Regions from separate parts of the Homo sapiens genome. Here all the other regions are linked to region 3. Evidence: read pairs that join two places in POLR2A ChIA-PET (ENCODE). Cell type or tissue: CD4-positive, alpha-beta T cell. All regions are shown on one strand.

What was found. ChIA-PET counts read pairs that join two places held together with the same protein. Peaks named below come from ENCODE experiments on the same cell type or tissue, not always from the same donor. Only the 100,000 strongest peaks of a DNase experiment are listed, where the experiment ranks them.
Region 1: POLR2A ChIA-PET joins it to region 3 with 5 read pairs; 4 of 35 experiments call an interaction of 5 or more read pairs at or near these places.
Region 2: POLR2A ChIA-PET joins it to region 3 with 5 read pairs; 1 of 35 experiments calls an interaction of 5 or more read pairs at or near these places.

What each region holds. Positions count from the first base shown.
Region 1 is chr17:81,958,463-81,960,962 of GRCh38, forward strand. It overlaps NOTUM (notum, palmitoleoyl-protein carboxylesterase), which reads right to left. Exons shown (of 11, transcript NM_178493.6): 1 at 2,125-2,500; 2 at 1,178-1,230; 3 at 1,009-1,104; 4 at 473-533. The coding sequence starts at 2,447. Among named protein-coding and RNA genes, the nearest start is that of NOTUM, 1.5 kb to the right of the region's middle. RefSeq lists enhancers at 873-1,435, 1,436-1,998 and silencers at 1,212-1,551, 1,582-1,661, 1,928-2,071. In CD4-positive, alpha-beta T cell, a CTCF peak has its summit at 1,401 (motif pointing right); DNase peaks (open chromatin) are centred at 639, 1,409 and 2,229; H3K4me3 peaks cover 589 bases; H3K27me3 peaks cover 1,402 bases.
Region 2 is chr17:82,399,661-82,402,160 of GRCh38, forward strand. The region is part of intron 7 of OGFOD3 (2-oxoglutarate and iron dependent oxygenase domain containing 3); the gene reads right to left. Among named protein-coding and RNA genes, the nearest start is that of HEXD, 17 kb to the right of the region's middle. RefSeq lists enhancers at 1-344, 1,075-1,274. In CD4-positive, alpha-beta T cell, no CTCF peak of the experiment used is centred here; a DNase peak (open chromatin) is centred at 1,361; H3K4me3 peaks cover 476 bases.
Region 3 is chr17:82,125,402-82,127,901 of GRCh38, forward strand. It overlaps CCDC57 (coiled-coil domain containing 57), which reads right to left. Exons shown (of 19, transcript NM_001394669.1): 18 at 2,291-2,500. Among named protein-coding and RNA genes, the nearest start is that of FASN, 28 kb to the left of the region's middle. In CD4-positive, alpha-beta T cell, a CTCF peak has its summit at 1,177; a DNase peak (open chromatin) is centred at 1,560; H3K4me3 peaks cover 1,582 bases; H3K27ac peaks cover 2,500 bases.

The DNA.
Region 1 (2,500 bases), 170 kb before region 3:
AACAGGACCCTCAGAAAAGACCATCCCAGGACAGGATTCCCCTGGAAGGACCATCCCAGGATAGAACTTCCCCTCAAGAAAGACCTCCAGCGTAATACTCCTCAGGAAGAACCAACCCAGGACAGGACCCTTTCCAGGAAAGACCAACTCAGGACAGGACCCCCCAGGAAAGAAGGACCATCCCAGGACAGGATCCCCCTGGAAGGACCATCCCAGGAGAGGACCCTGCCAGGAAGGACCATCTCAGGATAGACCCCTCCCCACCAGGAAGGACCATCCCAGGACAGGACCTCCTCCCCACCACGAAAGAAACACCTCCAGAACCCCTCTAGGACAGGACCTCCCCAAAAGAACCATCCAGAACAGGACCCCCAGGAAAGACCATTTCAGAATATGACTTCCCAAGGAAGGACCCCCCGGGAAGAACCACCCTCCAGGCAGGACTCCCAGGCAAGACCCTGTGCCCCCTTACACCATGTTTGCGTTCCACCAGTAGGGGTTCTCCTCCGGCTGTGAGGACAGGATCCCTGTGCCTGGGGACACAGAGGCGGTGGGTCTTTCTAGCGGGAGGAGGCTGTGTAGGGTCGGGTCTGGGAACCCTGGTGAGGTGTTGGGGCTCCTACTTGGCCCCAGGAAGGGAGGTGTGCTGGTGTTGCTAGCCCGAACCAAGGTTGCCGGGAAAGTGGAGGACAGTTGGGTTTAGTTACCCCCGGGAAGCCACCATGGCCACGGTGCCCGGCTAGGCTGGACACCAGGTCTGACCTTGACTTCAACCCCTTGCCCTGCTTTGACCCTGGGGAGGGCCAGAGCCGCTGGGTAAGCGCCTGAATGCTAATGTGGAATGGGCCCCAAAAGGCAAGAGTGAAGGGCGCCCCTTGCTCTTAGTAAACCCGGGCGCCAGGCTGGGCATGATGTGCGGGGTGGGGGCCTGGCTGGGGCTCCAGGAGGCGGGCGCGGCTTCCTCCCGGGCCTCACGTCGAGACGCCTTCCCCAGGGCCCGCCGCTGACCTGTGCGAGTGCGCGGCCAGTCCCGGGAGCTCATGAGGCGCCGCATGGTGTCGTATCTGGAGTCGCAGTTCTCGCGGTTGAAGCAGTACCAGCCGCCTGCGGACACGACCGCCGCTCAGGCCCGCGCGCACAGACCCCCGGCCTCCCCCCGCCTCAGCCCTGGACGCACCTTCCAGGAAGAGGAGCCACCGCCGGCTGCCCCTGGACTCCTTCAGGTAGTAGCTGCGGGGGAGGACGCACCGCGGGGGGTCGGCCAGGGCTGCCGACCCGCCGCGCCCCGCGCGCCCAGCTCCGGCGGAGGGAACGCGCCACCTGTTCCGGCCGCGCGCGACGGTCGCACGGGGGCGCCCTCGGCCAGGCCCACGGGGAGCTCAGGGACGGCGGCGGTCCCGGGAGGTGGCGCTCGCGGGGCGGGGAACGGGCCGCGCGGGGCTGTGGTCCGTGGAAAATCCCCACGTTCCGCCCGGCGCGGGTCCCGCTGTCACCTCGGCGCGGGCGGCGGTCCTCCCGGGGCGCGCGGCGGCGCTTGAAGCGTGAAACGCGTCCGCACTGAAGGAGCGCGCTTGGCGGGGGAACGGGACGCCGCGGGGAGCGCGGGAGGCGCGGGCGGCACCGACCCGGCGGGGGAGCCTTCCTGCCGAGCCCCGACCCCACGCCCAAGTCTCCCGCTGTCCCCGGCTGTCCTCGGCCTGTTGAGCGCGTGGGCGGCCCCGCCGCTCCCCGACCCCCGACCTCACGTCTTTTATCTACTTCGGGGCTGCAAGGAGGTGGGCAGCGGGCCTCTCCCCGCCCCCCGGTGTCGCCGGTTCCCGCTGGAGCCAGGCGCGCTCTCGGGCTGCCATCTCCCCGCCCCGGGACCGAAGGACGCCAGCAGAGCGGCTGGGCCCAGAGGCCGAGGGGTCAGTGCCCGAGCTGGCCGGGGACCAGCCCTTCCAGCGCCGCTCCGCTCCCCACGCGGAGAGTCACCGAACCGGGCACTCCTCGGGGCCAGGACCGCGGGGCGCCCGACGGAAGCCCTTTCTCCCCGGGGAGAGAACGGCCGCGGCCCGCAGGGAAGGTCCAGCCGGAGACCGGGCGCGTCGGGCGGGGCGGGGAGGTGCAGGGCGCGGGCCTTACCCGGCGGGGCTGCCGTCGTTGCAGGTCACCGAGGTGTTGAGTAGGAGGTGCAGGCGCAGGTCCTCGTTGAGCTGCTGCGCGGAGCAGGGGTACAGGGACTGCGCCAGGCTCTTGACTTGCGCCATGAAGCTGTCCATGTTACCCTCCACGGCCGTGAAGTCCAGCGGGAAGCTCTCCACGGGCTGTCCGGCCGCCGGCGCCGCCTCGGTCCGCGGGGGAGGAGGCGGCTGCTGACCCCGGCGCCGCCAGGTCTTCCTGCCCTCGCTGCCCCCGGCGCAGTGCAGCAGGCTCAGCAGCAGCAGCACGCGCACCCCTCGGCCCATGGCCGCGTCCACCTGCGGGGAGCGGGCGGCCTTGAGGCGGCGGCGGCGGCGGC
Region 2 (2,500 bases), 270 kb after region 3:
TGTCTCTGTGAACCTGGCGACTCTAGGGTCCCCACGGACGTGGGATCAGGCAGGATCTGTCCCTCCGTGACTGGCTTACTTCACTCAGGGGTCGCAGCACTCAGCTTCCATTCCAGAACCCAGCTGGGGCCACGCCCTGGGGGTGAAAGGTGCAGCTGCCAGGACACCAGCTGCAAAGGGGAGGGCGCATCTCACCCAGCTCAGCTGTCATAAGCACACCCAGACCAGGGAGGGAAAGAGACACTCTGGGGAGGGAAGGGGGATGGAGCCGCACCAGCGCGGAACTGGACACCCACTGTGCGGGCGCTGAGCTAGGTACATCACACACAACAGAGCCTCGTGTGCAGTGGAGAGAGCCCAGGCTTGAAGGCAGACACCGGGCCCTCCCCCTGGGCAAGGTGGCCTCCTCTGAGTCCTCCTGGGAAGGAGAGCAGGATCACGCTGGGGCCCAGCCCCCAGTCCGACCCGCCAATATCCACCTCACATAATCCGCTGTAAGGAAGCCCAGTCTCAGGTGGTGCCCTGGGCGGTGGGTCAAGCTCCCTCCCCCCTGCCCCTCCCAGCTGCCAGGAGGCCCCTTGGGCTCAGCTCCCATGGGCTTTGCCCCCTCCAGGCCTCACAGATGCCCCCCGGAGTCCCCCCTTAAAAGCTTCCCAAACACAAGTCCATGCCAGGCTCTGATTCTGGGGAGACCAGAGTAAGACAGACGTCAAGTGAGCAAAGCCGCGTGCGGACTGCACTGCCTTCTGTAAAAAGGAAACCATACCAGGGTCCATGATCTGACAGCCACAGCTGCCTTATGTTATGCAATGGGAAGAAGGAACAATTGCCAAAACTGTTTTAAATGTGATTCTTTACAACTGACAGAATGCGGTATTCTTATGCATTCGTTTTTATACACACAGAGAAATTCAAGAAGGAACTCTGAGATCTCAGGACTGTGGTTACCTGTAGGTGAGGGGGTTACTGGTTCGCCTTTATTTATATACATATATATATATATGACTTTTAAATCTTGTAGGATGCATTACTTATTCAAATATTCAAATTTTGATGCATGATTTATTCAAAACTAAATTTAAAATAAAGTACACTGGCCAGAAGTCATAGCAAAATAGCTCCCCACAGAACACCACGAAAATCACCCAGGTTTCTAAACAGTTCTGTTTCACTGAAGTAAAGTCTCTGCTAATTAGAAAAACACTGATCTTCAGACGCCACTTTGGTTTCCTGATGAGCAGACAAAATTCGGTCAGGGGCCATGGAAGGAGCCGGGAGCGACCGGACCAGGGCGAATCTGCTGTCTGTGCCGGCGGAAGGCCAGTAAGTGCCGTGCAGTCGTGAAAAAGGAAGTGGTTAAAGTGGTTACGGCAAAGCGGTGGCGCCGGCTGCTCCCGACACTGCAGCCCGAGAGGGAGAGAGGAGGACTGAAGGCAGTCCCAGGCCTTGGGTTCCTTCACTGTTCCTGTTCCCTTGGGTTTACCTTTTTTTTTTTTTTTTTTAGATGGAGTCTTGCTCTGTCACCCAGGCTGGAGTACAGTGGCGCGATCTCGGCTCACTGCAACCTCCACCTCCTGGGTTCATGCCATTCTCCTGCCTCAGCCTCCCGAGTAGCTGGGACTACAGGCGCCCGCCACCACGCCCGGCTAATTTTTTGTATTTTAGTAGAGACAGGGTTTCACTGTGTTAGCCAGGATGGTCTCGATCTCGTGACCTCGTGATCCACCCGCTTCAGCCTCCCAAAGTGCTGGGATTACAGGCGTGAGCCACCACACCCGGCCCTGGGTTTACCATTTTAATGCCAAGTAGCAGAGTGCCAAGATGGCAGATGCTGATTGCAGATTATAACTGCAATCTCTCTCTCCTTCTGATTACAACTGAAACTGCACAGAGTGCACTTTGGGAGGCAGAGGCAGGTGGATCACCTGAGGTCAGGAGTTCGAGACTAGCCTGGCTAACATGGTGAAACCCCGTCTCTACTAAAAATACAAAAATTAGCCGGCCGCAGTGGCACGCACCTGTAATCCCAGCTACTCAGGAGGCTGAGGCAGGAGAATGGCTTGAACCTGGGAGGCAGAGGTTGCAGTGAGCTGAGATCGCGCCACAGCACTCCAGCCTGGGTGGCAGAGCAAGACTCCATCTCAAAAAAAAAAAAAAAAAAAACAAAGACTGCCCTTGAAGAATAATTTAGTAACAAATGTCACACGGCACAGAAAGCTGGTCATCTAACTGCCATTCCTTCCTCTGTCACAGCGGGCATGGTGGGGCAGCAAGAGTCCTAATCTCCCCAGCCATGTGCTTTCTGGCTTTAATCTTCTATTTGAGCTTCAGCTCCAGGGCTCACAGTGCCATTCAACCACTTCCATCCAGGTTGACTGTATGAAGGGAACTCACAGCTTCTACACCATAAAAATCACCCTTAAAGAATTGCTATAATACCATTCTTTGTATTAGCCGTGCTTTACTTTTATCTTCTAAAATCTTTTATTAAGGGCCAGGT
Region 3 (2,500 bases):
GTCTCATTCCGTCACCCAGACTGGAGTGCAGTGGTACAATCTCAGCTCCCTACAACCTCCACCTCCCAGGTTCAAGTGATTCTCATGCCTCAGCCTCCCAAGTAGCTGGGATTACAGGCATGCGCCACCAGGCCCAGTGAATTTTTGTATTTTTAGTAGAGACGGGGTTTCACCATGTTGGCCAGGCTGGTCTTGAACTCCTGACCTCAACTGATCCACCTGCCTTAGCCTCCCAAAGTGCTGAGATTATAGGCACGAGCCACTGCCTCCAGTCCTCTCTCTACTAAATTTAAAAAGAAAGAAAAAAGAAAAAACAAATACATGCAAATAACCAAGAAAACCCTGAGAGAGAAGGATAAAGAGGAGATCCTACATCAGCCAGACATGTAAAAGGACCAGGAAGTGACACTGATTCTGACCCAATGGAACTGCCTGTGAACAGACTGAGAGTGGCCGAACGAACCGTCCGGATATAGCTCCAAAAGCACATGGAACATTTAGCACCATGACAAAGGTGGGAGTCCGAATATGCGGGAAGTGTGAGCGATGGAAAACTGGGAGCCGTTGCCACTTTGGGGGTTAATAAGAAGTGGTTCTGGCCAGGCACGGTGGCTCACCCCTGTAATCCCAGCACTCTGGGAGGCCGAGGTGGGCGGATCAACTGAGGTCAGGAGTTCGAGACGAGCCAGCCCAGCATTGTGAAACCCCGTCTCTACTAAAAATACAAAATTAGCCTGGAGTGGTGGCGGGTGCCTGTAGCTCCAGCTACTGGGGAGGCTGAGGCAGGAGAATCATTTGAACCCGGGAGGAGGAGCTTGCAGTGAGCTGAGATTGCGCCATTGCACTCCAGCCCGAGCAACAAGAGCAAAACTCCATCTCAAAGGAAAAAAAAAAAAAACAGACAAGATAAAAAACAAGGACATTAAATTACATAAAAATAAAAAATATGAACATAAAAAAACACCATAATAAACATTTAAAAACATGAAGAACTGGGAGAAAACATTTAAATTGTTGTCACCGAAAAGGCCTAATTTCTATCACATATAATGAGCTGCTACAAATCAATAAGAAAGACCACAATCTAATACACAAATGGGCAGGTAACTGAAGAACAGGGAAAGGAAGTGGCTCCTAAACACACACGAAGATGCACGACCTCCCAGCAGAGGCGCTGATGCCAATCCTGCTGCCACCGGCAAAAGTTCCGTGTGGCTACAGGACTCTCAGACACTGCTGCTGGGAGCAGCCTCTGGGTGGGTGGCGGAGGCTGAGGCGATGCTGTCCACCACACGTGGCACGCGGGCAGCCTTGACTACGCAAGCCCCTGGGGCACGTACACGTGTGTTTTCACACACACTGCAGCCTGTAAGGTTACTATTCTAACAGTATCTGTGACGGTAAAGGACTGGAAATAGCCTAAAATGCGCATGAAGGAGAGAATGATTAAATGAATGAGGCACACCCTCATGACGGAAGACAGAAGCTGTAAGGTAAGAAGGGGACGCCCTCCATGCAGGCACACAGGAAGGACGCACGCTCCCGCCCCAACCACATCACACGTCCCGCAACTCCAGCTGCCTCGAAGCAGCATCTGTTTCCCTCCCCCCTTCTCGCTACATCACAGACCCATGCAGTCCTCACAAGGTGCACCCTTCAAACAGACTTTTCTGAAAACTTCCTGAGACCAGTAGCAGGAGCTGGCACTGTGACCTGCTGAGTTTACCAGGCCTATGACTTAGGTGCAGAGAAGAGTCTCAGGGCGGCAACGTCCGCGCAGCAAAGCAGGACGAGGATGAGGATGCGGCTGACACTTGTCTGGCCCGTGAGGCTGAGCATCACTGGGGTCGGCCTGGCTCTTCCCCGGGAGCATCGCTGGGGTCGACCTGGCTCTTCCCCAGGAGCAGGGCCGTCTAAAGTGCACCAATGCCCACGCGTCTCACCTGGGCTCCATTCTAAGTCAGCCTGCGCCCGGGTGTACAGTGCTCCATTCTAAGTCAGCCTGCGCCCGGGTGTACGGTGCTGCATTCTAAGTCAGTGTGCGCCCGGGTGTACGGTGCTGCACTAGGAAATGGCATGGTTTCTGCCCTTCAGGGCTTTGCACCATAACCCGGGAAACACTCAGGTGCCAAATGAGAGGTAAAGAGACTCCATGCATTACTCAACCAAAGTGCAGGGATTTCAGGGTGCAGGAGGCACGCAGGGTGCTGACTCTCCACATGCCCCTCGGAGAGGGTGGCCCTCGCCAGCTGCCAGCTGTGGGCAGCTCCTGGGGAGGGCAGTCTCCTACCTGGAGTTGAGTCACCCTGGGAGGTGACACCAGAAGGGCTGGATCCCAGGTCTAGCAACCTCCACATGTCCTGGAGGGTGCCACTGGCAAAGGAGGAGGAGCTGTGGGATTGGCGACCATGCTCCTCAGGGTGCTGGGGAGCCTGGGGTGGCTTTGGGGACCTGTCTTCTTTCTGCCGAGGTGATTTACAGGTCACCGTGTGGATGCTGT